Linked DNA regions of Homo sapiens: region 2 is linked to region 1. Evidence: read pairs that join two places in POLR2A ChIA-PET (ENCODE). Cell type or tissue: A673. All regions are shown on one strand.

Evidence for each region. Peaks named below come from ENCODE experiments on the same cell type or tissue, not always from the same donor. Only the 100,000 strongest peaks of a DNase experiment are listed, where the experiment ranks them.
Region 2: POLR2A ChIA-PET joins it to region 1 with 15 read pairs; 2 of 35 experiments call an interaction of 5 or more read pairs at or near these places.

Annotation. Positions count from the first base shown.
Region 1 is chr1:89,281,768-89,289,767 of GRCh38, reverse strand. It overlaps the pseudogene LOC100421401 and the pseudogene LOC729930. Among named protein-coding and RNA genes, the nearest start is that of GBP5, 13 kb to the right of the region's middle. In A673, no CTCF peak of the experiment used is centred here; no DNase peak of the experiment used is centred here.
Region 2 is chr1:90,281,446-90,289,445 of GRCh38, reverse strand. It overlaps LOC105378849 (a long non-coding RNA gene), which reads right to left. Exons shown (of 4, transcript XR_007066216.1): 3 at 7,756-7,885; 4 at 4,216-5,640. LOC107985088 (a long non-coding RNA gene) reads left to right here. Exons shown (of 6, transcript XR_001738146.3): 2 at 2,184-2,358; 3 at 4,117-4,221; 4 at 7,010-7,323; 5 at 7,597-7,824. Among named protein-coding and RNA genes, the nearest start is that of LINC02787, 260 kb to the left of the region's middle. In A673, CTCF peaks have their summits at 2,017 and 2,223; DNase peaks (open chromatin) are centred at 2,095 and 4,005.

The DNA.
Region 1 (8,000 bases):
AGTTTAGTCCTGCAGAGACAGAGACCATCAAAGAGCTAGGCAAGCAGAAGAGAAAGGACACCAGCCCAGACTTACAGGAACCCTGTGACTGATTCACAGAGGCATTTTTTTGTGTGTTTATTTTAATTTTGTTCTTATTCAAGTAACATTAGAATAAAAAATAATCCAACTATAAAAAAATAAAATAAATAAATAAAAGTGGCAGAGAACTTGGCCAAATTGTGTTCCAGTGTTTTGTGGAAATTAGACCTTTTGATGATATTTAGCTGAGGGGATTTCTAAACAAAGAATTAAAGGTACAGCCAGTTTTCTTCTTGCTACTGTGATAAAATGAAAGGAGACAGATAAATGGAAGAAGAAACAACTAAGCAACTAAAAAAAAGTAACACTTAATGATTTGGAAGATTCTCAGCCTATCCAGATAGCATGCTCTGGACACAGTGACAAGGGGGTGGCTGGACAATCATTTGCTAAAGATATTAGGCATGTGACTCATGAATCCAATCAATCGATCTCAGTAGAAGTCAGTAATAGAGATGTAGTTAGTCAGAAATGATCTGTAGAAGACTTTTTCTGATGGTGCAAACCCTTGTAAATTGCACAAGATTTTTGAGAATTTTACCCAAGCAGAAACATTGCTAGTCTCGAGGAAAAGAGACAGAGACAGGATGAAATGAAGGAAGAATAACTTTGCAGAACCACGAATGTAGAGTCCAGCTGGGCTGCCAACATGGGCCCAGAGGACACAGGCCCAGGAGATGGAGCTATCTTCTCCTTGGCTCCGGAAAGTGGAGCTACCACCCAGGCCTGAGAAGGTGGGGTTGTTGCCTGGGTGGGCCTGTAGGATCAGTCCACCACCCCAGTGTGGGCCCAGAGAACAGAGCAAGGTGGCAAAGAGGATGATTCTCAAGCGTCAAAATCTAATGGAATTTGTCATGCTATGTTTCTGACTTGCTTGGGATACAAGATCCCCTTCCTTCTAATTTCTTTCATCTGAAATGAGAATGTCTATCCTTTACCTGTCACCATTGTATTTTGGAAGCAGATAACTTGTCTGTTTTTCCAGGTTCACAGCTGGAGATGAACTTCTCCCCAGCATGATTCATACCTGTAATCTTACCCATTCTTGATTTAGATGAGATTTGGATTTCGAGTTGATGCTAGAATGGGTTAATACTTTTGAGGATGTTGGGTTGGGATGAATGTATTTCTTATGTGAGAAGGACATGACCTTTGTGGGGACTGAGGAAGGAATGTGGTATTTACTTGTGTCAGCCCTGGAAAACAATGAGAAAAGATGTTTGCCCTGTTTTATTAATTTTTCATTGTTTTATAATAAAGTTTTAACTAATCTAGTTCAAAATGCTGCCAGAATCAGAAGTCTCTTGTAATTATTTGTATTTTCTATTCAGAATAATAACAAGTAAATAATTGATATTAGAATGAAATCCAGTACCATTGCTAAAATTATGAAACAAGCCCAAGTGAAACCCCTAAGCTTACTGCCTCTTTATACAACACATTTATCTTATAGAAACAAGGATTTCTTTCAAGTCACAGAACCATCAAAATGAAACCTAACATGATAGAATGACAATGATGATGACAACAACAGTAACAAATACAAGAGTAACATGGGCTCATATTCACTAAATCATGTTTGAGCATTTTGAGTTGGGATTTCCATAGTTGTTCTATGAGATCAAAAGGCCGCGATGCAAAGAACCAAACTCATATGTGCTGAATGACAACAAAGTAAGCACTTTTAAACATGGATTGCGTTCAATCATTCAATAAATGAACATTGACCGCTGACCACGTGCTGGACACTAGGGAAAGGTGATGACATCAGCAAAACTGCTATGGTTCTTAGATGTTTTTAGTCCAGAAAACAGACATTAACAATTTGTCATATCAACAAATATGTTTTAATTTCTGATAAGCATTGTAAAGGAATAGCACAGAATGTCACAAGTAAATGTAGAAAAGTGACCTAATTTAGATTAGCAGGTCAGAAATATTTCCCTGAGGAAAGCAGAGTTGAGGTTTTAGTGAGTACGGTTTAGTCAGGAAAGGAAAATGAGTGCCAGGCAGAGGGATTTTGTGCAAAGTTCCTGATTAGGGAATATCTTGGCATGTTTGATCCAGACTGAAAGTTCATGTAGTGAAGCTGAAATAGACTGGGTTTAGAGAGGGACAGGCAGGAACCAGATCGTGTAGAATCTTGCAGGCCATAGTGTGGAGACAGGATTTTTGCCTAAGTGCAATAGGAATATTTTTAGACTTTTGTGCAAAAAAGTGACATAATTCAATTTATGTGTGTGTGTTTTAAATCACTGAGTCTAGCACATGGAGAATGAATTGAAGACCACTGAAAATGATGACCAAGTTATTAAGTCAGCCCTGGGAAGAGGCCTGTCTTCAGCTTCTTATAATGATAAACTTGTTTGTACAAACATTTTTAAGGGCTGAGTGCATGGCACTTGAAAAACAACAACAAACAAGGAGGTGCTGGAAGTCTAAAATAATGATGTTTCTCCCTTATTCCCTCCAAATTGTATATGCTTTCAGACATTATGCTTTAAAATGACCTAGTGTAACAGTTTTGCAGCCAGAAAAGCAGCCTCTTGGGCCAATTCAAGTCTACTTAAAACATTTCCTGAAATATAATTCATATTGAAACTGAAAGCAACAAAGAGCTACCTACATACTAGGCTCGATTCTAGGAAATCAGTTGCTTTTCTGTTCTAGAAAAACAAAAACATGATTTTTTAAAAAAAATCTAAACTTGCAGCACACCACGTAAAAAAATTATGCAAGGATAACTAAACCACTATTCTGTTGGGTGCTTCTGCAGACACTCTTCAGATATCACATTCTTCCATTGGGGCCACCTGTGCTTCAAGGTCCAGACAAATTTTATGGCATGTGCAGCTACTGCTTAGATAGGAACTTTCCTAGACTTCTCAAAATGTCTATTCAATTTAAACCCTATGCTTCTGTCTTCCTGTGGTACATTTTTCCACAGAGTTTCCAAAGTCCAGTGTCTGCACTATTTGCAACTGTCATTGTTTTGGCAGTCTCCTCCTCTCCTGCAGCAAAATAGCTACTGAAATAACATATTATAAAAGGTAAAGCTGAGTTTTATTATTTGAACATTTGACCCCAACACGCTCAGACAGGGAAATGCTCATATTTGTAAAACCTCATGATGTGTCTATTGGAGCGGACAGAGAAAATATAAGGATTGAAGTACTAGAGGAAACCTAATAACAAATTATGCCAAATTGCTCTGTGGGAGAATTTTTATTTGCTCCTAAAAGCAAAGTAGTGGGTAGGAGAAAAGAAGATAGAATGAGGAAGAGGACAGAGTGAAGGTAGAAATGCGGAAAGGGGATATTCTTCAGTATAGTGAGAGCTTGAGGGTCCCCTCAATTTGTGATGGGCAAAGGAAACATAGGAAAAACACGGCTGCCCATATGCATATCTTCAGTAAAATTTATTACACCCATATGTGCTTTTTTGATTGTCTTCCATTTGAGAGTGAAGGCTACAGAAGGTGCTATATCCTGCTTTCTCAGATTAAATAATTACCCCAACCATCAGAAAATGAGGTCACCTTCATCATTACTACAATAGTCGTACAGCAAGAATCGGCAGTGGCCCAGCGTGGTCTCAGCATGCCCTTGAAACCACCCAAATATTACAGGAAAATAATAAGAATCAGTCCTCAATTTGCTTTCTTTTCCTTTGGGAGGGCATGCAGTTTGAGATGGTATGCTTGAGGTAGAAAATATGTTTTGTTTCAGTAGGTGACTGCTATGGTTTGGATGTGGTTTCTGTCTGTCAAAGCTCATGTTAAAATTTGATACCGCATGTGGTAGTGTTGGGAATTGAGGCTAGTGGGAGATGTTTAGGTCATGGGGGCAGATCCCTCATGAATAGATTAGTGACCTTCCACTGGGGCCAGTAAATTCTCACTCTTGCAGGAGTAGATTAGTTCCCAAGGACGCAGGTTGTTAAAAAGAGTTTACCTTCCTCAGTATTTCTTCCTTGCTTTCTCCCTCCCCACGTGATCTCTTTGCACACACTCACCCCTGCTTCTTCTTTCTTCCATGAATGGGCATAACACAAAGCTCTCATCAGATACATCTGCCCAACCTTGGCCTTTCTAGACATCAGAATCATTATCCAAGTAAACGTCTCTCAATTGTTTTTTAATAAAACAGGGATTCTGCTGTAGCAACACAAACAGTCTAAGACAGTGACTATGTCTTAGTCACTAAGGCTGTGGAAACCTCACAATCATGGCAGAAGGCAAGGAGGAGCAAGTCACATGTTACGTGGATAGCGGCAGGCAAAGAGAGAGCTTGTGCAGAGAAACTCCCTTTTTAAAACCCCTCAGATCTCATAAGACCCATTCAACTATCATGAGAACAGCAAAGGAAAGGCCTGCCCTTATGATTCAATTATCTCTCACTGGGTCCCTCCCACAACACGTGGGAATTAAAAATGAGATTTGGGTGGGGGACACAGCCAAACCATATCATTTCACTGCAGCCCCTCCCAAATCCAGTCCTCACATTCAACACCAATTATGCCTTCCCAACAATAGCCCAAAGTCTAAACTCATTTCAGCATTAACTCAAAAGTCCATAGTCCAAAGTCTCATCTAAGACAAAACAAGTCCCTTCCACCTATGAGCCTGTAAAATCAAAAGCAAGTTAGTTACTTCTGAGATACAATGGAGGTACAGGCATCGGGTAAATACAGCCATTCCAAATGGGAGAAATTGGCCTAAACAAAGGCGCTACAGGCCCCATGCAAGTCCAAAATCCAGCAGGGCAGTCAAATCTTAAAGTTCCAAAATGATAACCTTTGACTCCATATCTCACATCCAGGTCACGCTGATGCAAGAGGTGAGCTCCCATGGTCTTGGGCAGCTCTGTACCTGTGGTTTGGCAGGGTACAGCCTCCCTCTGAGCTGCCTTCATGTGCTGGGATTGAGTGAAGCTTTTCCAGGCGCATGGTCCAAGCTATCAGTGTATCTACCATTCTGGGGTCTGGAGGATGGTAGCCCTCTTCTCACAGCTCCACTAGGCAGTGCTCCAGTAGGGACTCTGTGTGGAGGCTCTGACCCCACATTTCCCTTCCACACTGCCCTAGCAGATGTTCTCCATGAGAGCCCCACCCTTGCAGCAAACTTCTGCCCAGACGTCCAGGCATTTCCATACATCCTCTGAAATCTAGGCAGAGGTTCCCAAACCCCAATTCTTGACCTCTGTGCACTGGCAGGCTCAACACCACGTGGAAGTGGCCAAGGTTTGAGGCTTGCACCCTCTAAAGCCACAGCCTGAGCTCTACATTGGCGCATTTTAGCTATGGCTGGAGCAGCTTGGAGGCAGGGCATCAAGTCCCTAGGCTGCACACAGCATGGGGACCCTGGGCCTGGCCCAGGAAACCACTTTTTCCTCCTAGGCCTCAGAGTCTGTGATGGGAGGGGCTGCTGAGAAGACCTCTGACATGCCCTGGAGACATTTTCCCCACTGTCTTGGGGATTAATATTCAGCTACACATTACTTATGCAAATCTCTGCAGCTGGCTTGAATTTCTTCTCAGAATACGGGATTTCCTTTTCTATCACATTGTCAGGCTGCAAATTTGCTGAACTTTTATGCTCTGCATCCCTTATAAAACTCAATGTTTTTAACAGCACCCAAGTCACCTCTGGAATGCTTCGCTGTTTAAAAATTTTATTCTGCCAGATACCTAAATCATCTCTCTCAAGTTCAAAGTTCCAAAATCTCTAGGGCACGAGCAAAATGCCACCCATCTCTTTGCTAAAACATAACAAGAGTCACCTTTGCTCCAGTTCCCAATAAGTTCCTTATCTCCATCTGAGACCACCTCAGCCTGGATTTCATTGTCTATATTGCTATCAGCATTTTGAGCAAAGCCATTCAACAAGTCTCTAGGAAGTTCCAAACTTGGTACAGCAATTAGGGCATTGTGTTCAGAGAAGAATTTATGGCCAGGGCTCCAGTGCCTCAGAGGTGAGCTACCATGAAACAAGCCAGGGCCAAGTACAAAGAGGTGGTAAGATGCTGAGATGCCATTAACAGTATATGGACTCAGAAATGGGGGACACAGAAGCCCATTCATAAGACATGACTACTCAGTGGGTTATAGGAGCTCAGGAATTAGGTAGGAGTCAATTTGTTGATCTTGCAGAACTACAGTGTGTTGGTCTTCAGAGGCTGAAGTGTTGTCTACAAGTCCCAGTGTACTTTGAGAACAAATAGTGGCCTGAGAAAGAGACTGGGGCCAACTGACCCAGCTAGAGAAAGTTCAGGTTGAAGAAGGGAACACAGCAGAGCAGGGCTTTGCAGTGAGATCACCTATTCAATATCCCCTTCTGCAGACAAGGAAACTTAAACACTAAATAGACATTTTCTAAGAAAAAAATATTTTTAGCATTTGTAATGTATTTCCAAATACATTACCAGGTGTTACTTAGGTTTTACCATACTTTTACTGCCATCAGTAATGATCATATGTTTTTGTATTTCTCTGTCAAGAATGTCATGTATCATAAACTTTACAAGTTCTTCATTATTAGGAAAAGTATTTATTTTGCATGTATCTATAAATGGCATTTTTTCTTTACATAAAATTCGACCAGGTGTGGTGGCTCACACCTGTAATCCCAGCACTTTGGGAGGCCGAGGTGGACGGATCACCTGAGGTCAGGAGTTTGAGACTAGCCTGGTGAACATGGCAAAACCCCAACTCTACTAAAAATACAAAAATTAGCCAGGCAAGGTGGTGTGCACCTGTAATCCTAGCTAGTAGGGAGGCTGAGGCAGGAGAATCACTTGAACACTGGAGGCAGAGGTTACAGTGAGCCAAGATAGCACCACTGCACTCCAGCCTGGGTGACAGAGCAAGACTCCATCTCAAAATAATGATGATAATAATAATAATAATAAAATTCTACATCACCAGATCATGTTTTCTATAGCATTAGGGATGAGAAGCTTGATACTCCTTACATTATAGGTAAATAATAGTCCATTGGAAAACTTTTAATTATCTTTGGACTTTGGAAACTGCACCAGGATAGATATAAATATGTCTTTTAAGATAATGTTCTTATGGTATTCTTTAATTATTTTTGGGAATCCTTTTGCTTCTATTCCTCCATCTGGAACTCCTATAATGCAGATAATGCACCTCCTGGATTTATTCTCTGTGTGTTTTCTTTCATGGTGGGTCTATATTCATTTACTATGCTTTTGAGGAGAATTTCTTGATCTAATTTTCTTAACATTAATCAGTTTTGAGCAGCATTCATTCTTCTCATTCAGTACCTGTTTTGATTTTATATCCAAATAATTGCATCTTTTCATTTTTGAGACCAGATGATATGGTTTGGCTGTGTCTCCATCCAAATCTCATCTTGAATTACCACATGTTGTGGGAGGAACCTGGTGAGAGGTAACTGAATCATTGGGGTAGGTCTTTCCTATGCTGTTCTCATGATATGTGAATAAGTTTCATGAGATCTGATGGTAATATAAGGGGCAGTTTCCCTGCACAGGCTCTTCTTTCGTCTGCCGTCATGTAAGATGTGACTTTCACCTTCTGCCACGATTGTGAGGCTTCCCTAGCCACATGGAACTGCAAGTCCAATAAACCTCTTTCTTTTGTAAATTGCACAGACTCAGGTATGTCTTTGTCAGCAGTGTGAAAACAAACTAATTCACCATGTTAGTGTTCACAAGATGTTCCTTTTATCAGGAGAGACTTCTCTTTTAATCAGAGCAAAGGTACATCTATTCTCATATAGGATATGACTTAAAACTCCTTAAATAGCTGTCCTGCTCCCAATATGATCTCTTCTTCAATTTGGCAAATTTATCCTGATTGCTTAGCTTAGTCAGGATCTTCTGAACTACTGATTTACTACATGTGTCTAAGTATATATTTGTATGTTTGCT
Region 2 (8,000 bases), 1.0 Mb before region 1:
AATTGACTTTAAAATATACAACAAATTCATTTTAGCAATTGTCCCTGGGGACCTAGAAGGAGAATGAGATTGGGGTGGCAGGAGTGGAACATTAGCTAATAATGCTTTATTTTATTAAAAATAATTACTGAAAACCAATACAATAAAATATTAACAAGTTAATTGAGGGGGTTGGGAGTCTAGCGCTTATATTCTTCTTTGCATGTTCTTAATATCTTTAAAATTCCCTTTTTTGCTTTTGTTAAGGAAGTCACAGTTTAATTGGCAGTATATCTATAATGGTACATGAAATAATGTCTGATTTCTAAACATTGACATCCTACATTAGATGAAATATATTAACTATCAAGCTTTGATATTACACTATAAAATTAATTGGAGAAAGTCACCCCTCTTTGTTTCTTTTTTTTTGTTGTTATTAGGTGCCCCATATGATCTGCAGGAATTTTTTTTCTAGGCTTTGATCATTTTAAATGAAATCAGAATTTGTTAAAGTTCAGTTAACACTCAGCTGTGAACCCTACGGTACTGGGATCTTTTTCAATGGGAGATCTTTAAGCATTATTCCAAACCATTCTATGCTAATTTGTCTATTGATAATTTATGATTTATTATTAAATACATTAAATTTCTTAAAAAGAAAAATCAAAGAAATAAAGGAATTAGCAGTTGAAAGCAAGAAAACCTATTCTGAGCATCATCCATACTTCTTGGCAACCAAAACAATGAAATCAATGCCTTGGGTTAAACAGTTCCCAATTGTCCACCATGTTACCAGGAGAAAAAAACCCTTTATCATAGGGTTAAACTTTGGGAAGGATTTTCCATAAGAATCCTAATATAAAGGTTCTTGAATGACATGATGTACAAGGTCTTTGATAGCAATGTGACCCAAAGTGCAAAGATGTTTTACTAGTCCTGTTGGTGCCCCAAATTGGCTCCAGGTAAGTAATCTGGACATACTGTGAAATTATAATTCCGTATAGACAGTTCAACTTAAGGGGTTAGAGTGATGCAATTCAAATAGATGGCTTTCTTCTGATCTGGCTTAACGTAAATCTTGAAAAATCTGGATGAGTAAATGTTTAATATATCCTCAGTTCTCAACCACTCTTCTTCCCACAACAGACAATATCATAGGGCAGGACATCCTCCCAAGGGTACACTCAATATTATGTACAGTTCCCACACAAGAAAGCACATCATAATCTTAGTGAGAATGATGTTCTCATAAGGTCAGTTATACTCAGTGTGCATAGTTGTCCTAGTGTGAGTATGAAACCAAATCATTCACAAGTACCACTAGTCTGATTATTAGTAATAATCCACTTGTGATATAGCTTTTCTTTACTGACACAAAATATTGTTTGACACCATGGTTGAAACATTGGTCTTAGGCCAACACTCTCCATTATCTGTTGTTGCCAAGCCTTTGAGAGGTGTTTTATGTGGGCAAAAGGTCCCTTCCTATCTCTTTGGTCAAAGCAAAGGAGGAGTACAGATGACTGAGAGAGTGATCACGCTACTGTGCCCACCTACGAGGTAGAACTTGTTCCTGGGTTGGGAGATGTTTTATGACCAGGGTGCAGTAGAAAGAGCATACAGCTAGCAGTAAAGAGAAGTGGTCCTGATTGCAGCTCTGCCTCTAACTTCCTGAGTAACCTCAGGCTAGTCACCCAGTGACTGCTCCCCACATTCCTTTTTGTAAGCTGCCATGACTGAATCAGACAATAGCATCTAAGTTTCTTCTGAACTCTCATACTCAGGGAAGCCAATGATGTTGGCAGGATGAGCTACATAGTTAGTAGGACCCAGCGCAAAATGAAAATATAGGGATCCTTGATAAAAAATTAAGAATTTCAAGATGCAACAGCAGAGCATTGTAAACTAAGCGCACAACCCTTCTGAGATCAAGGCTTTCTGCAACTGCACAGGTCATAGCCCTTGAAGCCAGCCTGGTGTCAGCTTCCCATTATGAAGCTGGTCTGTCATTCAGGGCTCAGAAGTTGGATCTTCCAGGCTGAAAGTGGAAGGAGAGCACATGTTGTGCTAGTCACAGCCAGAGATAATGCAAAGAGGACTTAACAAGGGCCCAGGCACAACACAAATTGTTATGAAGAAGAGAAGAGGGCCACCTAGGGACTTAACACAAAAATGATCCTCTGTCCACATCTCCTCTCCAGGTTTCAGTCATGGTAAGGACTGTCCCAGATTTCAGAGCCTTCAAAGAAGATCTTAACTCTAAAACCTGGGCAAAGTCTGGGATAGCAGTTTGTGTGCCACCTCACTCTCCTGTCTCTTTCTCTCTGAATAAACATCTTTTATCAGGAAGCCCAGCAGAACACAGTCAAGAAGAAGGTAGGTGACTGGTATTCCCATCTTGCTGAAATCGCAGCCACTTGGGGTCAGTGTGATAGCAGTGGTGGCTCACGTCTTGAACATAAGAGAATAGACTGTATTGTCAAGGTACTGATGCAACACACTTCTGCCCTACTTGGTGCATTGTCTCAGGTCTCAGCACTCACAATGGATGCTCTTAATTCTACACAGAATCCCCAAATGTCAATGAGGATCACTGGCCAGCCATACCTTAGTTCATGGAGGGTAGTAGGGATATCAACAAAGGCCCCACCTTCCACCACCCAAGTGCTTCCAATCAGAAGGATGAGCTTGGGTAATTTTGTGATGCGTGACAGGATGGTGTCAGCAGACAGGCCAAATCCACATTCAGTATTTCCCATCATGAGATCTTTGGTGTCAGGTAACATTAAAGAATGAGAGTGGTGAAGAAACACCTCTGGTGAACCACTTTCCAATAGGCTGAGAATGCAGCTTTCAAATCACTTCCAATACTTGGCTTAAAGAAACTGGAAAGCTAAGTGAAAGAGAGAGCACAGAGCAGGTCAGAGTACCTGAGATCCTGCTCTCAATTCCCACTTACAGGCTGAATGACCAACGGAAAGTCATTTGTCCTCCTGTATTTCTGTTTTCCCGTTGAAAAATGGCAATAATAAGTAATAATGCTTGCTTTGTGGGGACCCTGTGACCAGAAAATGAGGCAACCTATAAAACACACATTTAAATAGAACATCACTGCAGGACTTGGTGGCTCATTCCTGTAATCCCAGCACTTTGGGAGGCCTAGGAGGGTGGATCACCTGAGGTCAAGAATTCAAGACCAGCCTGGACAACATGATGAAACCCCATCTCCACTAAAAATACAAAAAATTAGCTGGGTGTGGTGGTGGGCTCCTGTAATCCCAGCTACTCAGGAGGCTGAGGCAGGAGAATTGCTTGAACCCGGGAGGTGGAGGTTGCAGTGAGCCGAGATCCTGCCACTCCACTCCAGCCTAGGTGACAGAGCAAGACTCCATCTCAAAATAAATAAATAAAAATAAAATCACTCTGCAACTAGTGGGTACAACCTGAATTTCTTTTTTTTTTTTTTTTTTTTTTTTTTTTTGTCTGTTGCCCAGGCCATTACCCAGGCTGGTGCAATCTCAGCTCACTGCAACCTCCACCTCCCAGGATCAAGTGATTCTCCCGCCTCAGCCTCCTGAGTAGCTGGGATTACAGGGGCCCACTACCATGCCCAGCTAATTTTTGTGTTTTTAGTAGAGACAGGGTTTCACCATGTTGGCCAGGCTGATCTTGAACTTAAGACCTCATAAGCCTCATAGATTCAATAAAATCAGTCATGATAATAATAATAATCATCATCATCTTTAGAGGTTCCCGTAAGGTACAAACTGCTATTATTTCAATCACCCAAAATGCCTTGTGGGGCCCTAAGGTTATCTGTAGAATCTAAAAAGAGACACATACTCAAATTAGCGAAGTCACATCAAAATTTGGAGAAGAAAAAAAGAAAAGAAAAGAAAGGAGGTTTAAGAGATTTACTCCACCAATCTCTTAGTAATTTTCATGCTCATTATCAGTAAGCTGTGTTTTTCTTACAAAAGAGCTACTTGGGCGTGCAGTGACTTGAGATAATTAAGAATGCATTTACATTTTATGGAGCCACTAATGCCCTCAGCATTCCAGGATCCTGCATTAGATTTGCTCATGGTACTTTCCTCCAATCAGTGAATATTAACATATTTAACCTGTATTCAGGCAGTAACCTCTCAAGACACTAAGACTTGATTCAGTGATGTCAAGAAGTCAAAAGGGGGTTTGTCAACAGAGAAAAGCCATAGCTACCCTCCAAATTCTGCTTCTGTGAGTATTTTTTCTACTCTTTTAATTGCTTGAAGGATCTCATTAAAATTTCCCAGTTAAAGTGAAAATTGGAAGGACCACAGAGCAACTGTGAAAGAATGGCTTTTAACACAATTTCCAAATGACAACACAAAAAAGGGATGTTGCCAACCATTGGTCCTCTAAAAAATGAGAATTCCAAGGAAGTGGGAAATTTGACCTGATGATCTTCTGAAGTCCCTTCCTACCCTAAGTTCTATGTAATGTACAAAGACCAGGATTTGCAATTGCCCCATGTCCTAGTCTTCTGAGGCACCTGGAAAACAAAGATCCAGACTCTACTCAGTGCATGGAAATGTCCCTGAACCTTACCTGGAAAGAAAACAGCCCTGCCAGGTAGCCCCTGAAAGATGTGTTTTGCAATGGCAGCAGATGGAAACTGTCCCCCACACCCCTTTGCAAATCTAGCAAGCCATCCTGCAAACTGACATATGAACCAGGGAGTGAGATGGGCTGAATTGTAAGCATGCCACTGCATTGCCACACCTCTTATTTGGGCAGATGCACATAAATAATTGAGCAAAATAAATTGAAGGCCAACACAATCAACACAGCATCAGGGAGTCAAAACCACCTGGGACTAGGTATGTGAAGAAGAGGGTATAAAAACAGAGTATTTAGAAGTCTTATCTGTCTGTGGTTCTAATTTTCAAAGTCAGAAGAGACGTGTCCCCTAGGAGGCTGGACCCTGCTTAGGAAGACATTTGGACTAGGCAATAAAATAATATGAAAATACCAAAAAATAAAAATAAGGAAGAGCAATAGGTATGTAACTTTACTCCGGGACTCCTGTGGTATCTCACAACACCATGCTTCATGAACCCCAAAGAAAGCAAAAAATCTAGCTAGTGTTATAAATCCTGGTCAGCTGAATTATTTCACATGTTGCAGCCTGACTTAAGTTATTCATCGCAGAGGCTAGCAGCTCCCTGATGCATCCTTCCATGTCACTGGACAGGGTAAAAATAATAAATTGGCCATTGTGAGACACTCTGAGTTTTGTGGGGTTGAGCAGAGCATATTTTATATTCTTCTCTTGCAACTGCCTCTTGTTGGTAGTAAATGGTTGCCAGCGCTGCTGTTTCTCAATAGACAAGTCCTAGAAGTAAAGATAATTCCATTTTCATTCACTCTTAGCTCTTCTGCTACCGGTGTTCTTCTTTGACACCGACAGGGCTGTACCTGTCTTCCTGGCCTGACGTAGCTCTTGTATGGTTTGCCACTTGCCAGAAAATCCACGAGCCACTCTAAAAACCTTTTGCCCCATAGAGACCACTCCAGTGAGTACAAATTGTCCAGTGGTATTTTTAGACGGTCTTCCTCCTTAGCTCATTTCTCTCCAAGAACAAACATATCGAGGTGTTGATTTGGCAGCAGCTCCTGAAAGACAATCCAGCTTGCTTTAAATTTTAAAGATTTTCAGTGTAATAGAAGATATAATAGCAACAGTAGCATCCTCTGTTACATTGAAATTAAACTACTACACTTTCACTGTTGGGGTGGCAAGTATAATTTCTATCACTTCTTTGGAAAGCAATACAACTAACTAAAGATAGCCAAAATGTCTATACTTTTTGGAACCAATAACCTCACTGAAAACAATTTATTCCAAGAGTATGATTCAACAGAAGAAAACAAACAACAAGTAATATATATGTGCTTGTTTCTTCCTGTGAAAACAACAACACAGAATTTATTAAACAAGTTTTGAAACAGTTGGCTATGTGGTAACATGGAACAACATTCTTCTATAATGTTAAAGAATAAAAGCTTAGAGAATAGTATATATTCTGTGACTCCAACTATGAAAGAAAACATAGATCTACATAGGGACAAAGATGATAAACATGCAAAAACAGGTGTTGAGTTCATGGATTATGTGTATTTTTCCTGCATTCAAATTTATCTTTATTATTGCTTTTTTATGTTCCCCCCTCCTCCCCCAAAAAATCTTAAAGGTCTTGAATATGCCCCTATCAGTATTTAACATTTCTTCTGAAACTGGGTCTAGATGACTCAATCTGCTGCAGTGTTTTGAACAAGATGTATAGCAAGGTTATTCTTTCCATTGTGTGTGTGTGTGTTTTTTTTTAACAGCCAGACACAGGTCTTTAATGGTACAGCTGGCTTCTTTGTTTGGGATACGTTACTTTCAATCATTTTCATGATCCTCTGCATGATTTACAGAAGCCGAGTGGTATGCTTTAGCATTTCCATGGTCCTTCTTCTCCACGGTCATGAGATTCTTAGGCGAAATTCTTTTAGTGCCATTATTCTCCATTTACAAAAGCAGAATACAGTGGCAGGAGCTGGGACTCTGGGAAACCAACAGCCAAGAATTCAAACTACAGCATACTGCAAAACACTCAGATAAGATGTCCCCATCATATTCTATCATTGGGCAAAATAAAATGTAAACCACATACTCAAAACAGCAAATATTGTGGGTGACAGTGACACTGGTATTCGGAAAGATGAATAAATGCAATTAAGAAGCCAGGCAAAGAAGTAAACATGCCATGTAGCTTACAAAAGACCAGCCACATTGTGTTTATTTTAATATTGTTTAACGGTAACACCTAATAAAGAGAGCATCATGATTGTGTGAACTAAATTTTCAGTCATAATGAATGCTACAAACTTAACCTCCCAAGTTTAAATAGGCCACAACGTCTTGGGAAAAATGCAAGAAGAATTATTTGATAAAGGTGACGCTTTTTCACACCTGAAAATAATGTTTTTCTTCCAGCCTATCTTGATCAACAGCCAGCAGCAACACATTGCAGATATAATCTCAAGACCTTGTGGCATGTACTTGTCACTACATGCATAACTTACTATGGACAGAGGATCACGGAGATTTTGAACATAATTTCCCACACGACAGGAGATTAAATAGACCACATTGGAAGAAGGCAAGAAGAAGCTAGGTCTCTGGAGTACCAAAAAGTAAACTTCAGCCAGTTCTGGAAGCAGATAAACAGCAGGAAATATACTTTCAGATGGGCTACTTTCTCAATAGTTCTTGCTTGCAAGAGCTCTAGGGAAAGTATGAGTTACTGGGTAAGAATGTAATAGGAAAGGGGCCAGCCTTGGGAAAATTTGCAATGGAAGAAAATCAGTGTCTCCTCATTTACTTCTTTCTTTCTCCTCTTCCTTTGTAATGCTACCTTTCTTGGGGTGTTCCTTCCCCTAGAATACCCTGCCTGTCACCCCACGAGAACCTGCTCTTGAGACTGCATTTCTAATACCTATAATGAGATGTTAGGTAAATGCCTTATCTCTCAGTGTATATACATATTAAGCTTTCTCTCTATGCTGTGTTTTCTTGTGCAGGAATATCAGACATTAATGAACCAATAGAGAAGATACTGGGGTGCAGAAGAGCTTTCCCAGTGTCCTGGGAGCCATTCTACACAGCACCCTGCAGCATGACTTTGGATCTGCTGTGCTTAGTTTCTTTACTTGTGAAAACAGAGTAATAGTAGCACCTACCTCACAGGATTGTTCTGAAGATTAGAGGGATTCTTTCATGGAAAGCTCTAGAGCAGTGCTTGAGAGATGGTAAGTGCTCCACATGTGTTAATCATTATTATCGTTATCAATATTTGATGTAAAAGCCTTTCTGAAAGAAATCACACAAGAATATGATCAGTTAAAAAATATACATGAATGAAAGTATGTTTGGCGCTGTCACAACACAGAGTGGCATAATGGTTAAGAACATAGGCTTTGGAAGT